Regions from separate parts of the Homo sapiens genome. Here region 1 is linked to region 2. A link is a loop called in an ENCODE intact Hi-C map of the cell type or tissue named here. Cell type or tissue: breast epithelium. All regions are shown on one strand. Each heading gives the region's core, and the rest is flanking DNA. Links, peaks and the distances in the headings are about the cores only.

Evidence for each region. Peaks named below come from ENCODE experiments on the same cell type or tissue, not always from the same donor. Only the 100,000 strongest peaks of a DNase experiment are listed, where the experiment ranks them.
Region 1: a loop joins it to region 2, with 22 times the contacts of the local background. A loop is called at or near these places in 3 of 110 quality-filtered maps.

Annotation. Positions count from the first base shown.
Region 1 is chr11:6,221,238-6,229,535 of GRCh38, forward strand. FHIP1B (FHF complex subunit HOOK interacting protein 1B) reads right to left here. Exons shown (of 12, transcript NM_001098794.2): 2 at 3,142-3,470; 3 at 2,373-3,011; 4 at 1,843-2,001; 5 at 1,574-1,660; 6 at 1,205-1,372. The coding sequence starts at 3,279. Among named protein-coding and RNA genes, the nearest start is that of FHIP1B, 9.2 kb to the right of the region's middle. In breast epithelium, for the core only: no CTCF peak of the experiment used is centred there; no DNase peak of the experiment used is centred there; H3K27ac peaks cover 555 bases.
Region 2 is chr11:6,282,322-6,290,656 of GRCh38, forward strand. No RefSeq gene overlaps it. Among named protein-coding and RNA genes, the nearest start is that of CCKBR, 27 kb to the left of the region's middle. In breast epithelium, for the core only: no CTCF peak of the experiment used is centred there; no DNase peak of the experiment used is centred there.

The sequences.
Region 1 (8,298 bases), core at 1-8,000, 61 kb before region 2:
GACCTGGAACTCTACTATCTAGTATCTCATTATCTAGAAGTTTTCCAGAGCTCTTAGTGATGAAAGAACTTCTATTTTAAACACATGGATCCAGGAAACTTTAACTTATAATAAAAAAAGGAAGCAAAAATGGTCCCAGAGGCAAAATAAATGCCATGAAGTCCATGGCAAAATTAATGCTTTATTCTCCTAGAGGGGCTTAAGTCTTTATAACTTGGAAACCACCCACTCCCATGTTATATATATTTCTATTTGTTAATATCCAAACTTCTTGCCATGGTCTTCCAGGTCATGCATGATCTGAATTTTACCCCTCTATTTTTATCTCATTCCCTTCTTCCCCTTGCTCACTACACCTCTAGTCTTTCATTTCCTCAAACATGTTAAGCTCTTCCCCCATTTGATGTCCTTTGCATGCTGTTCCCCTTGCTTTCCTGTTCTTCTACTTGATCAATAAGTTAACTCCTTTATAATCTCTATGTCTCAGTTCAATGTCATCTCTTCAGAGAGGTCTTCCTTGGCCACCCTATTATTTCTAAGCACTCTAGTTTTTTCATAACCCTGACCACAACTTATTAATGTGTTTGCTTGTCTGTCTTCTCTACAAAGTAAGCTCCATGAAGTCAGCAACAATGTCTACCTTATTTATCACTGTATCCCCAGCACCAGCAAACAGTATGGCACACAGTGAACATTCAGTAAAAATGTTTAGGAGGAAGGACCGAAAGTAGATAGGTGGGTGGATGAGTGCTCCAAGCTATAGTTCAAAAGCAGCAAATCCAAAGGAGAAAGAAGGCAAGCATATCAGTAGCACCTGGATCACCTACCAAAGCAGACACACAACCTAAAGTGCTCTCAAGTCACCCAAAGCAGGCCACAGAGTGATAAACAGTTTAAGAGAACTCAGGCCAATACTACATTACGAACACTGCACAGTAGCAAAACCTATAGTCATGATGAACAGCCAAAGTCATCCAGAAAAGGTGACTGTGTTCTAGATTCATCTATCATAAAAGCAGGGGAGTAGATTAAAATCTGTACCCAAAATGGTTAAAAGTTTAATGCTGGAAAGTTAATGCCACTTAATTTTGAGGTGACTGCTGGAGATACAGGCAAAAGAAGGGCAGGAATACCCTCCCAGAACAAAGGTCAGAGAAAGAAGATGGGTCATCCAGGTAAGCTAGGACAGGGGTAAGGGCCATACCCGGGAGTTACTGCCAATACGAGCAACGAGGGTGTCGAGGATGGTGTGGGTGTCATGCCGGTGCAACAACAGGAATCGCAGGAAGGTACGGAGCAAAGCAGGCTCTGAGATACTCCGTAGGAAAAGTTCCAGATAGGCGGTACTGGCGATCATCTCCTCCACAGAGGTCTGCACAAAAAGAAGGGAAAGTCTGGAAATGCACAGCTTCCCTGCACATACAGGGCCATTTTCCCTGGATTCTAAGAGAAATCAGGAGCAGACAGGGCAAAAGGGAGGAGTACTCTACCCACCGCCTCCTACGTTAGTCCTGTCACTGAGGTTACCACTGCAGCTTAGCCCCTTATATGCCTTGCCACCCATGACTCTCACCTTGTGCAAGGCAGGACCCATGACAGGCACCAGGAACCCATTATGGATATAATCAACCAACTGCTTCTGCACCAGGGGGTGAGCCACCTGTAGGAGTGCCAGAGAGAAGGGGGAGGGTTATGAGGAGACCACTGCCTGGAAGGGAGTAGAATAGTACACTACAGAGAGGCATCCTACTTCCAAGATGGAAAAATGACAGAACTCCAGGGAATATACCCCCTCCTACCTAATCTCCCAAAAATGACCAAGGGCCAGACTTTCAGTCCTACCTGAATTACTGCATTGCAGAACTCCAGGGAACTCATGAAGAGTGCAAGGGCTGGCACTCCCAGCCAGTCTTCCCGTCGCAGACAGTGCCAATCATCCCCTGGAACCTCAATCTTTCGAGGCAGTGATGAGTACAGGGCACTGAGCCCTGTGGCCAGCACCTATGAGAAGTTACCAAAAGCTCATATATAAAATACATTTATAAAATATAAAAACTGGAACAGGGGAGCTAGTAATCCAGAGTTTTGATGGGAATAGGGGTATAAGCTATTACCAAAGCAAGCATTTGCCTACCCAATGTGCCTGAAACTCACCTAGAATTCACAGGCCTACAAAGAGACTTAGTATCTGCCCTATCCATCTAAGCCCATGATTCATCCCCACTACAACTCCAGGGGGCTGCTTTCAAATCCAGGAACTGTTTCCTAGGGGAACGGGCCCTGGAACATAGCCTCTCCCCATCTCCTGGATAGGAAGGTGCTGTTCAGTATCTACACACCACACCCTACCCTCCAAGCCAGGGGGTGCTAACCGGGCAGAAGTAAGAGTGATCCGCGATGTAGCGGCCCACAGTGGGGCTCCCAGCTGACAAAGCCATGAGAAGAAGTAGGGCATCACGGGCCTGCTGGCCCAGGGTGCCCTCTCGATGCACAAAAGGGACAAGGCGAGAAAAGAGAAGAAGACGGGGAGCGGCTCCAGGCTCAGGAGGTGGCTGCAGGAAGAACTCGAGCAATGAAGGCTCCTGGGCCACACAAACACACAGCTGGCTGAGAAGTAGCACCAAGCCTTCATCCAGTGCTGGGCTACTGGGCACAGGGCGGCCACAGGCATCCAGCAGGGTGAGCAGAGCCTCACGAACTGGACCATGCCGCAACAGTGGCTGGCGAGCTTCGCTCACTAGCATTTCAAATAGTTTCAGTTGCTCAGCCCGCCGTTCCTCGACCCCATCCCCAAGCTCATCCCATTGCAGCTGCCATGTCAACACACGGGTCAGCAGATCCTCGTGCAGAGCAAACTCCAGCAGGGGCCCAGGGCCTGTGGGGGCCGAGGGAACTGCACGGTCCTCTGCCAGCAGTGTCAACATCTGGTAAGTGTGGTTGCGCACAGCACTGAGATCGTCTGCACCCCCAGGAGCTGCCCGAGGGCCTTGCCGCTCCAGGATTCGCACCACCTAGGGAAAAAGGACAGAAGATGGAAGGAATCTAAATTGATAAGGTTACTAAATGGGATGAGGAGAATATAGAAGGCTGGGAGAACTCAGGTGATCAGCAGACAAGGCCCTTTGCCATACAGTCTCCTACCTGGGACCAGTGATTCTTGAAGACCATGAGGCAGGTCTCGGGATCAGCCATGACTGGGGTTTGGAGATTGGCCCCTTGAGGTATACGGTGCCCAGGGCCCCGGGAGGCCAGTCTGCTCAGCCAATTCATCCTCTCCATGAGGCAGGCTGGGCAGGACTGGCAGCCAGAGGCCTACACTCTGAGGATTTGCCAGCTGGAGGTTTTCTCCACTTGTGTCTCCAGTCTGCTTCATCCGGTCTGTAGGAGCCAGTAGCTGCCCATGGAGCCAGAGGTTATACCAGGCTGGAATGGCAAGCCCAGAGGTCACTGGCCAGTCCAGATTTCTAAATCTAATTCAGAGAAGAGATAATGGAAGGGATAAATAGAAGCTCACTTTCCAGAACTCAGAACCACCACTCCACTGAAAACTCCACACACCTATATATACATACACACATACACACAATCAGCAACTGACATGTCTAAAACAGAACTCAGATTTCTACCACCAAACCTGTTACTCCTTCAACTTTCTCCATCTCAAAAGAAAATGATACCAAAATTAACCTAAATGCTCAAGCTGAAAATGTGTACATTATCCTTGTTTTTTCTTTTCCTTACTTCCAATATCCAGTTCATCAGCAAACTCTATCATCTCTACCTTCAAAATATGTCTCACTATTGCAGTAGCTTCCAATCTGGTCTCCATGATTCCTTTACTATCCTCCTAAGAGTTATCAAAACAACCAGAGTGATATTTTTAAAACCTAAATTATATGACCTGTCCTCTGCTGAATACTCTCCAATAATTTCCTAACACACTGTAATAGTTCAAATTCCTTATCTTGGCCTACAGGAGCCTACATAATCTAATCTGTATAACTTCCTACCATTCTCCTTCTCACTCACACTTTAGTGACACAGGCCTTCTTGAATACTTTTTGTTCCCTCTGCCTAGACTAGAATGTCCTTCTCCTGCTTTTCACATTGCTGTCATTGCTCGTTTTGTTTGTTTGTTTGTTTCAAATCATCTCCCCAGATAGGCCCTGCCTAACAATTCTATCTAAATAGCACATCTTCTCACCTTCACTCTCTAGCTTCCTAATCCTTTCTTCTTGGCAGTTTTCACTACCTGAAACTATTTATTTATTTGTCTATCTTCCCCACATTAGGTAGCTTCTTTGAGGGCAGGGTTTGTCTTATTGTGTCTGTTGTATCCCCAGGGCCTAGGGACTCAATAAATATTCGTTGAACGTATTAATGCTGAAGCAAATAAGTGAGTGAATGAATGAATGAATGAACAATCAATCAAGAAATCCAGCCTTGATCTGACTCTAGCCCTCTGGGACTACTGAAGAAGAAATTTCTGTCTATCACAGGTGCTTCCCTAGAAACCTACCCAGTGACCTATGGGAGATGAGCAAATAAGACCCTTAACTGACTGAATACTCTTAAGAGGAAGAATTCAGAGCCAACCAATAAAGAAGAGCTGTTTCCTTTCCAGTAAGGAAGACAGACACATTCCCATCTCCACTCCTGCCAGACACAACCCAAACTCGCTCCCAAGAAAATGGTAAGACATCCTCACAAGAAAAAGGAAAAAAGTACCAAGTAGCTATTGGAGAAGGAACCATAGTTCCTTCTCCTTTACAGCCACCACACCCTCATCAGTACTGTCTCTCACAAGCATAAAACCTTGAAAGGAAAGGGGTGGTTCAGTTGTCCTTCCTCTTTATACTCAACAAAGGCCGAAGGAATCCAGAGACCTGGCACCAGCCCCACATTTTGCCCTAAGGTTATATTAACAATATCTCCCTTCACCCAGATACTCTCTCACACAATTTCCAGCTCACAACTAAAGGAAGGTAGCCACTATGTTTAAGCAAAATTTCTATAGAACAGGTGAGTCTTATAAAGGGAGGGGCCCAGTCCTAAAGAGCAGGTAGGGCTTACTCATTAACTCAATGTATATCCATATGGATAAAATACTGGGCACTGTTCTAAGTAAGCACTGGAAATAACAAAGATGGATAAAAACAGTTGAGGTAGCATAAACATAAATCCAACAAATATTGTAAATAGAAGTATTTATAAAAAGTGTCATGGGGGCATGAAGGAAAACAACTAACTCTGCCTGGGCTATTAGAGGGTTCCACAGAGTTAATATTGAACTTAGATCTTTAATAATGAGATACTAATTAAGCAGAGAGCAGAGGGAAAGGTTTTCTTCATATTAAAAACAGTACGTACAAAACTATGGTACCGTGAAAGAACACGAAAAATTCAAAGAACAGTTGCAAATTTAGTGTGCCTTAATCACAGACTATTCAGAGAAGAGAGGCACAACATTAGTTGAAGGGTAAATGTGGGTGACGGTTATAAGTATTGCTAAATATTATGCTAAGGAGTTTAGCTTTTGTCTACTGACACCCTAGAAACAAAGGAGGTTTTTAAACAAGAAAATGGTAAGATCAGATTGTCCTTCAAAAATACATCAGGTAACAGAATAAGATGGAGCAGAGAGAGATGGATTGCAGTGGACAATTTATAAGAAGCTGTTTCAATAGTCCATTTGAAAATAAGAAAGTAATGTCATGAACTAAGAGAAATATTAGGAAAGATAAATCTGAGATTCGCCTCTATCTTAATATGTTCCATGCAATACTGAAATTATTTATACCTGTAATACCTCTGCCAATCAATAGCAAGTTCCTTGACAAAATAAAAATAGCATTCATTTTTCTTTGAAATCCCAGTGCAAACATACAGCCTGAACTCAAATATGCTTTTGAAATTGAATGCTGAATTAATAAGTATTACAGCAAACATATATTTACTACATGCCAGGCTCCATTCCAGCACTACACGAAGTAGCTAACTTAAACCTCATAAAAACCCATTTAAGTATTATTATCCACATTTTACATAGGAGGAAATCAAGGCCCAGAGAGGTTAAATAAATTGCCCAACATTACCCAGCTAGTGACAGGACTAAAATGCAAATGCAGAATATCTGCCTCCAGATTTAAATTAACCGCAAAGTAAAAGCAACAAGACCTGGCAAACAAATGGGGGATGAGAGAAGACTCTCATAGGAAGTATAGGAGATTCAGTAAAAGATAAAGCCATTAACAGACTAGAAACACATAAGAAGGGGAATTGTGTTTTAGAAAAGAGGTTGAGTACAGTTTTGAACATGTTAAGTTTTGAGACATCTACAGGATATTCATGATGTCCAGAAAGCAAGTAGGAATACCATACTTGAGATAATGAATAAAATCAAGACAAAAGATACAAATTCAAGAGTTAGCAGCTTATAGACAACTATGAAGCTATGGAAGTAGATGGAATTATCCAAGGAGAACAGCAGATCATGAAAGGAGGTAAGGGTAAAATCATGGGGAAAACCAGGACGTAGGAAAGTTAAAAAGGAGGAGTCTTTAAAGAAGACTTTGAAGGGAGCCAGAAATAAAAGGAGAAACCCAAGAAATAACGATGATCTAGACATCAAAGAAAGGAAGTTTCAAGAAACTGGAGGTTGCCCATAGTGTATAGTTCTATAGAAAGATCAAGTAGAATGAAGACTAAAAATGGTGCAATCAAGTTTTTTACAAACTTAGTCAAATTAGTTAGTTAAAGAATAGGAATCGAAATGTAAGATGTACTTTCAGGAAATTCAGTAAAATGAGAAAGGATAAAAATAGGGTAGGCCAGGCGTGGTGGCTCATGCCTGTAATCCCAGCACTTTGGGAGGCCAAGGCAGGTAGATCACTTGAGGTCAGGAGTTTGAGACCAGCCTGACCAACACGGTGAAACCCCATCTCTATTTTAAAAAATACAAAATTAGCTGGGTGTGGTGGTGCACACCTGTAATCCCAGCTACTCAAGAGGCTAAGGCAGGAGAATCGCTTGAACCCAGGAGGCAGAGGTTGCGGTGAGCCAAGATCGCACCATTGCACTCTAGCCTGGGCAACAAGAGTGAAACTCTGTCTCAAAAAAAAAAATAGGGCAATAGCTTAAAGAAGTTGTGGTAAGGGGAGTCAAGAAAAAGCCTTTTGATTTTGCTGTAGGATGGGGAGGCTCAAGGGTGTCTGTCAAGTGAGAGCAGTAGTCTGAAGAAAGTGACAAGTTATAAATAAATAAGATAGAGATAAATGGCATTAAAATCGGGTATACTCAGAAAAATAGGTAAGACACCTTCTCTGAAAAAGGAAAAAATGAGTAATAAATAAAGGATGGATGCTACTTCAGGCAAATCTGAACATGAAGAAAGACAGAAGCTAACATCCAATCCACCACCAACCCCACCCCACCTTCCCTCCCTCACTCACTAGAAGAATGGGGGTGAGAGAGAAGAAAATGGGTGAGAAGGTGGCAAAGCCACAGAAGCACTGCTAAGTCTTTCATACATGGTTTCTTAATAAATCATTAACGCAGCAACAAAGACTAGTAGCCATCAGCAGGGATGCACTGGACAAGTACTTATCCACCCAGCTATTTATGGTCCCAATTAGGCATGGACTGGAAAAGATAAAGTCAACGGTTGAGAAAAGTGGTAAGCACTCTCCCCTATGGCTAGCCCCTCTTACAGTTATTAGCCCTGGGATACTGTACCATCCCTTGTTGGTTTCCTTAAACCCTATCCATATCTTTGTAAATATGGTCCCTTTATTAAACTCTTCCCAAACCCAGCTTGAGCTATCTGCCACCTGCAAAGAGCCTCATTGAAAAAAGAGTATTAATGTTTATGGAACACTTTTCTCAATCGTATCTCATTTTAAAGACTGAAAACAAAGACAATCAAACAAGAATAATACAGAGTAGTAGGTAAAGTCTGAACTCTGGAGTCCCTCAATGGTTTGAATCCCAGTCCACCATTCCCCAGCTGTGTGACTTTAAATAAATCATTTCACATATCTGAGCCTCAGCTTCCTCATCTATAAATTCCTGATGAAATAAGTATTGCTAGTTTTAAAAATTAAGTCACATAACAACCTATGTAGCATTCCAACCATAAAGAAGGTACTCTGTAAATTACATGTCCCTTTCCTGCTTCCTTCTCCTGATCCTATTTGACCCAAGTGCCCATATCTCTGACTGAGAAAAGAGATATAACCTGCTCTGATGTGTCCATCCTTATCGCCTCCCATGCATACCTCAGTCAGCTGAAGAAAGGCC
Region 2 (8,335 bases), core at 121-8,120:
GATCTCGGCTCACTGCAACCTCTGCCTCCCGGGTCCAAGCCATTCTCCTGCCTCAGCCTCCTGAGTATCTGGGATTACAGGCACCTGCCACCATGCACAGCTTATTTTTTTGTATTTTTAGTAGAGATGGGGTTTCACCATGTTGGCCAGGCTGGTCTCGAACTCCTGACTTCAGGTGACCCACCCACCTCGGCATCCCAAAGTGCTGGGATTACAGGCGTGAGCCACCACGACCGGCCCTGTTGTTCTCTTAATAGAAAAATGGGAAACATTTTATTGGTGGCAGCACATGAAAGTTTATTATTACACAGTAGCTCAGGACTTGTTCTCTAAAAATGTGTAGCTAGAATATATAGGGTTTTAACATGTTGTCTGATGGTATGTATGGTTGAAACGGAGGCTAAAGTCCTGAAAGGCAAAACAAATAAAATGCTGAAAGGTAACACTACCCTGTAGATCTCAGTTGTGTCACTTGAGAAAAAATGAGGATGTTAAAGTCTTAGGTATTTGTTTTTAGAGGGCTTATTTGAAAATTATTTACCTCTTGCATCTGGAGTTTCTGTATACTGAAGCCGCCATCATCTCTCAACTGTGTTATTGTAATATTAATAACTAACTTATCTTTCTGCTCCCATGCTTGCATCCTTACATGTGTTCCCCAAACAGCAGTCTCAGTGAATCTTCTAAAAACTACTAAACAAGTTTTTAGAACTTCTAAAGCCCTAAAATCAGGACTTCTTTTTCCTAATAAGTGGTTGCCTAGGTTACTTAGTTCAACCCTTCTGCTGAAAATAATTTTAAAAAGAAAAACTGGACAAAATATAAGAAATATTTTCTTAAAATCAATAAAGAGATGACAAAACAGTAAGGAATTATCATTTCAAAAAGTGAAGGGAAAGCTTAGAGGGTTTGGAAACCGTGGAAACCACTTTTGCCCTGAAGGCACTTGCATATTCTCCCATTTCTAATATTTGACACCGTCACTGGGGGTCTCAGTGTACAGAAATCAAGGCCAGGGGCTGGCAAAGTAGGGAGTCTCATAGAAGACTGTGGTGGACAGGCTCTAAGCTCCCTCCACCCTAAGTGTCGGGAAAGGGACCTGTGACTTTCATGTAACTGACAGAAATGGCAAACTGATGGGATATCACTCCCAGGGTAGTTATGTTATAAAAGACTAGGTCTTGTTAGTAAACTCTCTCTCCATTGCAAGCTGTGAAGAAGGAAGCTGTCGTAAAGTAAGTGGCCACATTGGAGTAGCCCACATGGCAAGGAACTTAGGGCAGCTTCCAGCAAAAAATTAAAGCTACAGACTCAAGACACCCCATTGTCAGAGGCATGTGAACCAGAGCAACTCCATCTTGAATAGGAGCTGGGTAAAATAAGGCTGGGACCTGCTAGGCTGCATTCCCAGGTGGTTAAGATATTCTAAGTCACAGGATGAGTTAGGAGGTCGGCACAAAATGCAAGTCATAAAGACCTTGCTGATGAAACAGTTTGCAGTAGAGAAGCCGGCTAAAACCCACCAAAAGCAAGAGAGTGATGAGAGTGACCTTTGGTCATCCTCACTGCTACACTCCCGCCAGCACCATGAGTTTATAAATTACCCTATATGGTCTAAAAAGGGGAGGCATGGAAAATCTACCCCTTTTTTTAAGCATATCATCAAGAAATAAACATAAAAATGGCAACCAGCTGCCCTCAGGCTGCTTTGTAACCATTTTTTTTATTCTACTTACTTTCTTAATCAACTTGCTTTCACTTTACTCTATGGACTCGCCCTGAATTATTTCTTGCGCAAGATCCAAGAACCCTCTCTTGGGGTCTGAATCAGGACCCTTTCCTGTAACATCTTTCTGGCAACCACAGAAGGGAATATAGTGTGGAAACCCCCGACCCAAAGGGTAACTTTGGATAAGTGGTGGGGTCCTGTGGCATCTTTCTCATGAGCCACAGAAGGGACAATACTGAGGAGACCCACCAACCCAAAGGAAATAGACCGCAGCACTGATTGGACGACTTTGGGTAAGTGGTGGAGTACGCAGGTAAAGAATGGGATTGGGTTAGAGGCCCAACTTAGGCTAGTTAGAGTCTCTTCCAAAACAGAATGAGTTAGAGGCCCCTCTTAATAAAAGGCAAGGATACTTGACTGACCTTGGGTTAGAGGCCCAACTTAGGAGGGTTAGAGTCCCTCCTAAGATTTAGGGGGTTAGAGGCCCCTCTCAGTAAAGTCCCTCTCATCTAAGAACAGGTTTGGCATTATGGGATGTTAACTGCTATTTTCTTTGGATTAATCTGCCTTGCACTCTTTGCTGATGGCTATGAGTGACAGAATTAGGCACTTACAGGATCGTGGGACATGGGGAGCTTTTTGCTTCCTAAAAGGGGAAACTTGAGAGCTGGTGGGACTGCTGGAAAAGATCCCTTCACGACCAACAAGCGGCCGCCTGAACTTTTCAGGGTCGCTGCAATGGGTGGGTCTTTCTCTGGCCTCCCTGAGAGCCTCGCCTTCCCCACCCTGCCACAAGCAATGCTTTTCTTTCTCTCATTTCTTTTTTTTTCTATTACTCAGGGTGACCATCTTGCCCAGAGAACACATGTTGAAACTCCTGGTCGGAGGTTGGATTTATGATGATAGGGGCAAGTTTGAGCCTTGCCAGTTTGATACTGGGTGCTAAGTAGAGTGGTTAATGTCTATGTTTTGTCACACATATTTTGCTCTGACCAGAACAGAAAAAGATAATTTTCCTTTGTGTTGCGTCTTGGCCCACAGGGCTGTGGTGCAGCCAGACGGGTCACTAGGGACGCTCAGGGAAAGGGAACCCAGAGACCTGGCATGCCAGCAAAAGGATAAGAATGTGTTACCAGTCAGATGCCTGGCCTCTCTCTCTCTGTTTCTGTGTGTGTGTGTGTGTGTGTGTGTGTGTGTGTGAACTGCATGAGGTTTCCCTCTGGTCAGTCATGTCCTTGGGAGCCTGACCTTGTAACCATGTGGCTGTGCTTTCTCTTTTCACAATGGTGGCCCAAGTTTAGGGTGCATTTCTGGCTTACGGATGAATCCTTTATCTTCTGTCTGTCTGTGTATTTGTATGTGTTGTGTGTGTGACGTTTATATCTAAAAGAGCTTTGATTAATTGGTTTAATAGTAATAAAAGCTTAAATCAAATATTTTGTCAGAAAAGTAAAAAGTATAATGCCTTTTAGTTCATGTGACTTAAGTAATCCTCAGAAAATAAAGACAGTTTTAAAGATTATTGGTAAAATAAAAATATCTTCAAAAATGTAAACATTTGGTCTAAATTACACAGGTTAGATATTAAGTTTGCTAAAGGCTTTAAGGTCATAAACTGCTTCTTTGACGTTTAAAAATTGTTCAATTTACCTCCCTTGGAGATATTAGATTGTAGGTAAGACCTGGACACATGTGGAGTTAGCCATGTCCCCTAGCTATGCTGGAGGGTCAGCTCTTATCTGCACTTCTGCCTGGTATGTCCTAGGCTAGGCTCCACACCTAGTACATCATTAAAATCCCAAACTTACCAAGGTTTTCACCAAAAATAAAAGTTGCCAGGAGTTAACATTATAACATGTAATTGAGACTACTGAGGAAACGGTTCTACATGTAAGGCATGTAAAAAAAAGTAAAACGTGTTTTTGGTAAAAGATTATAAGAAGGCATAGGAATGTGGATTTTTTGCCTAAGTTTAAAGGGTCAAAGGATTGTTTTAAGTTAAATAAAATAAAGCTAAAGGTTTGAACAAGTTATCGAAGGCTTGTAAAGAACTAATTGTAAAAGAAATTCTGTGTGTAAACATGTTGGCTAAAGTTAAAGTGGCATTATTCAGTTTTTCTGTAAACTGAACATTGGAACAAAAGCACAACAGGTTTTTCTTAGAGCAAAAACCTGCTTATAATCTGCTCTTTAACAAAAATTTTTAAGGGTTATAAAAGGTTTATGAGAATCTTACCTTATGGCCAAACATTAAAATTTGGTAGATTTGTCTATAAGGTTTTATTAAGAACTGGGTTTGACATCAATAATGCCCTAATGCAACAGTGACATTTGGCTTTTTTGGCATAAAAATCATACAGGAAGCATTATTAAATATAAAATAGTGTTTAGCTTTCTTTGGGCTGTATTTGTATAAATGTGTTATTGGTATGTGTTCCAAAATTATTTTAAAACTCCTGTAATTCTGACAGGACTTAGTGTACGATTGTTACATAAAATCCTTGTGTGCCACAAAGGTACTCAAAATTTCCTAGTCAATTTTGGCTTGACTGTGCTAAAACTTTTTGTCATCCATAAAAAAATTGTAGTCTCGTTTTGTTCCTCTTTAGAAGGTGGTTTACAATCAGCTATAGAGCTATACAGGGGCTCTTAAATGCAGGTTTTCTGGTAACTTCGGAGATTGTGACATCAGAATAGAGGAAAAAAACTTTCAGAGCTCTCACAGGGAGCTGAAATGTTCATGAATATCAAACAAAAGTTAACTGCATAGAGTAACTAAAGAAGTCTGAAGTATCTTCTAAACTTTTTGCTTAAAACGTTTTTTGCTTAAATCCTTTGTTTTGTTTTTCAGAGTCAAGAAAACTTTTTTTTGAGCTATTTACAGCTTTTAGCAATTGAGTAAAGTATACTCCTCCGAACAAAATTTGGAGCTTATTTGTTTCTCTCTACCTGATTTCTCCAGAATTTGGAAACTAGTTGTGAATATTCTTAAGTTATGGCAATATAGGTATTTGCATAAGTGCAATAAGAATGTTTTCTTTTGCAACAGGACACAATTGGAGAAATTGGTTATTTTACCAACACTTTGATTGGAATGGTGTGCTTTTCTTTAAGGAATCAAACTTGACTTGTAAAGCCAATAAAAGCCCCTTGGGCAATTGGCCTCAGACCTTGTCTACAAGGTCCCCATACAAGGTATGGATAACAGTCCCCATACAAGGTTTCTGACCTGTGGTAAGTAAAGAATGTCACTTTCTAACAGGTCCAGAAGCCCCAGGTTATCTTGCGACCCCAAGAGGAGAGGAATTTATTCAACTCATAGGTATTCGAGGGTACAAACCCATGAAAGGGCTCGGCTCTAAAAAAGTCTTATGTAAGATTCCTTCTAGGGAACAGAGTTCCATCAAAGCCTGTGCAAAAAGAGCTTATGAAAAAAATAATTATTTTTGCTGCACTTTATACAAGTAATCAGGCCAAGCAAAACAAAGCAAATTGGTCTTACCATAACTTATCTTTAGTAAAAATGGGACACTGGAGAGAGAAATTATGTTTCAAGAACTGTGGTACACTGTTTATTAAATTCTAGTCTCATCAGTTGTTTTTAAGTTTGTTTCTGCAATTTAGGCTAACGCTGCTTATTTCTGTGAACCAACCAGAAATCTCTGACTGCTGCTCAGAAGAAACAAAAGGGAAAGGTAATGTGAAAATCTGAATCAGTATTCTAATTCTGGGCATGTACTGGAATCATCTAGCAACCCTATATCAGCTTGGTTCCAATAGTTGCCCAATTCATATAAAGCCTTCTAATTTAGTTTACTTGAGATAGTTTTACTTATTTTGCTTTACTGTTGTGGAATATATTGCTGTTGTACTCTTTGTGTAGGAATGTAGGATAAGCTTACTGAACGTTTTCTTAAACTAAATACGTATTAATCTTCGAGATATCACCTTTTCTCGGAACTCAAAGTTATGATTGGCCCTTGCCATACCAATGCTTTCTGATTGAGTTCCTCTCTACCCTAAACACAAGAGGCTCTAATAGCTAGGCAGGAATATCATCACCCCTATTCAGGTGAAGCCGTTACAAAAGATGGATCGTCATCCCTCTGCAACCTTAGGATTAAGGGTTCTCCTATAAAAGGCAGAAGGGACATGTCAGAGGCATATGAACCAGAACAACTCCATCTTGAATAGGAGCTGGGTAAAATAAGGCTGAGACCTGCTAGGCTGCATTCCCAGACAGTTAAGTCATTCTAAGTCACAGGATGAGTTAGGAGGTTAGCGCAAAATACAAGTCATAAAGATGTTGCTGATAAAACAGGTTGCAGTAAAGAAGCTGGCTAAAACCCACCAAAAGCAAGATAGTGATGAGAGTGATCTCTGGTCATCCTCACTGCTACACTCCCACCAGCACCAATGACAGTTTACAAATGCCATGGCAACGTGAGGAAGTTACGCCATATGGTCTAAAAATGGGAGGCATGAATAATCCACCCCTTGTTTAGGATATCATCAAGAAATAACCATAAAAATGGGCAACCAGCAGCCCTCAGGGCTACTCTTGTCTATGGAGTAGCCATTCTTTTATTCTTCTACTTTCTTAATAAACTTGCTTTCACTTTACTCTGTGGACTCGCCCTGAATTATTTCTTGCGCAAGATCTAAGAACCCTCACTTGGGGTCTGAATCAGGACCCCTTTCCTTTAGCACTACGAATTCCAGCAAGTACAAAAGAAATACACACATAGAGCCATCATAGTGAAGATAAAGAAAACCAACGAAAAAGAGAAAAGCTTCAAAGCTGCTAGGGAAAAATATAAATTATGTTTAAAGAGAGGTATATAACATGTGAGAGGCATGTCTGAAGAATCTGATTCATTAGGTTTAGGGCAAAGCCCAGGAATCTGACTTTTTAACAAACATCCAAGTGACTCTTACCTTTGTGGAATATTGGGAATATGGTTAGGAGGTGAGGATTACAAAGTTGGTCACACCACTGATCAATTTGAGTGAAGAAATATTCCCCACTATAGGAAAGGAGAGGAGAAACTGCAGGCAAGGGGCTAGATCTGAGAAGATGTAACATGGTCCATCCCTAGATAGGTTCACTCACGTTTGGAAGGCACAGATGTGCAGGAAATAAAATTTTAAGGCAAGCCAACTATGATCTCCTTGAATGGGCAATAATGGGCAAAATAGAGGTTTTGACTGTGGGGGTCTGAGAAAGCTTTGTGGAGGAAGTACCTTCTGAGCTAGGCTGCTCTCTACAGCTCTAAAATTCTTCCCAGGTGAATATGAAAAGAGAGTCAAATTCCAAGAATGACAAGTAGTTTTGAGCAAAGGAAGAAAGGTACAAAATGCCAGAGCTGGTTTGAGTAAAAACAAAAAAATTGAGCTATTTCTTCCATACCCGAAGAGAAAATGCTATGCTAAGTGGATGGAGAGGTAGAAAAGGGCCAGGTGGAAATGACTGGACAGTTTGAAAATCTGTTGCAGAGGTCTGACTAAATTGTGGGAGAGAATGGGTAGGTGAGAAGAGAACGCGGACCCTGAAAAATCTACTGAGACCAGGAGCCCCTGAGATAGGCAAAGCCCAAGGTCAGTTCCTGCCTCAGGAGCCCCAATCCCCACACTTTCAAGGGTCACTTTCTGACTCCATAACTGACCAACAAATTCTGAGACTTTAGCTTCAAAATGCCAAAACCCTCTGCTAATTCATTCCAGTGGTAGGGACCCTGTAAGTCCCCTCCTGAAACTTTCAACACTTCTCTGCCTGCTCTAACCCCTGCCTACTCATCTAGCATCTTTCACTTGTTCAAAAGTCCTGTTTGTTCTGTGAAAGGAAAAAATAGAACGGGTGGCAGGTTTTCCCAGTGCAGTTCCCAGCTTGACTTTTCCCTTTGGCTTAGTGATTTGGGGGTCCCAAGATTTACTTTCCTTTTACCGTTCCTACATCAGGAATGATTTCTCTCTTTTCATTAGCAATTTCTTCTTTTCTCCTCCTCTTCATTTGACTAACTTATTATACTTCTTTGTCAGGTCTCTATTTAAAAATTTCTTACTCAAAAGAAGCCTTTCCTACTCCTTTAGTCTAAACTGTCCTCCACTCGTTACCTGTTACGCCCTTCTAATTTTTCGTCATAGCATGTACAAATATTTAAGATTACATGCTTATTTTTGTTGTGGCTCTCTCCTTTCACACAGTAAGCTCTGGGACCTATCTGTGTCCTTCACCACCCTTTACTCGGTACCTAGCCCAGAGCTCACTCTCACCATTAATATTTGTTTTAAAGAGAGAGGAAGGAGAGGATTGCGACCTTAATAACTCTTAGCCCACAGCCTTGGCATACCCCCTTCTCAGGACCCTCTGAATTCTCAAGAGCCTCTTGCCTTTCCTGTCTTCTTCTCTAGAGTGTGTGCCTGGGTTCAAATCCTGGTGTTAATATTCACTAGCTGTGTTACACTGGATAAGTGGTCTATACTGTTTAAATCTCGGTTTTCTGAGGTGATAGCAGTTACCTCATAGGGTTGTCAGGAGGATTATGAGAAAATCCATGTGAAACATCTAACAGAGTACCTGGAAAATTATTGATAAAAATTAGCTGC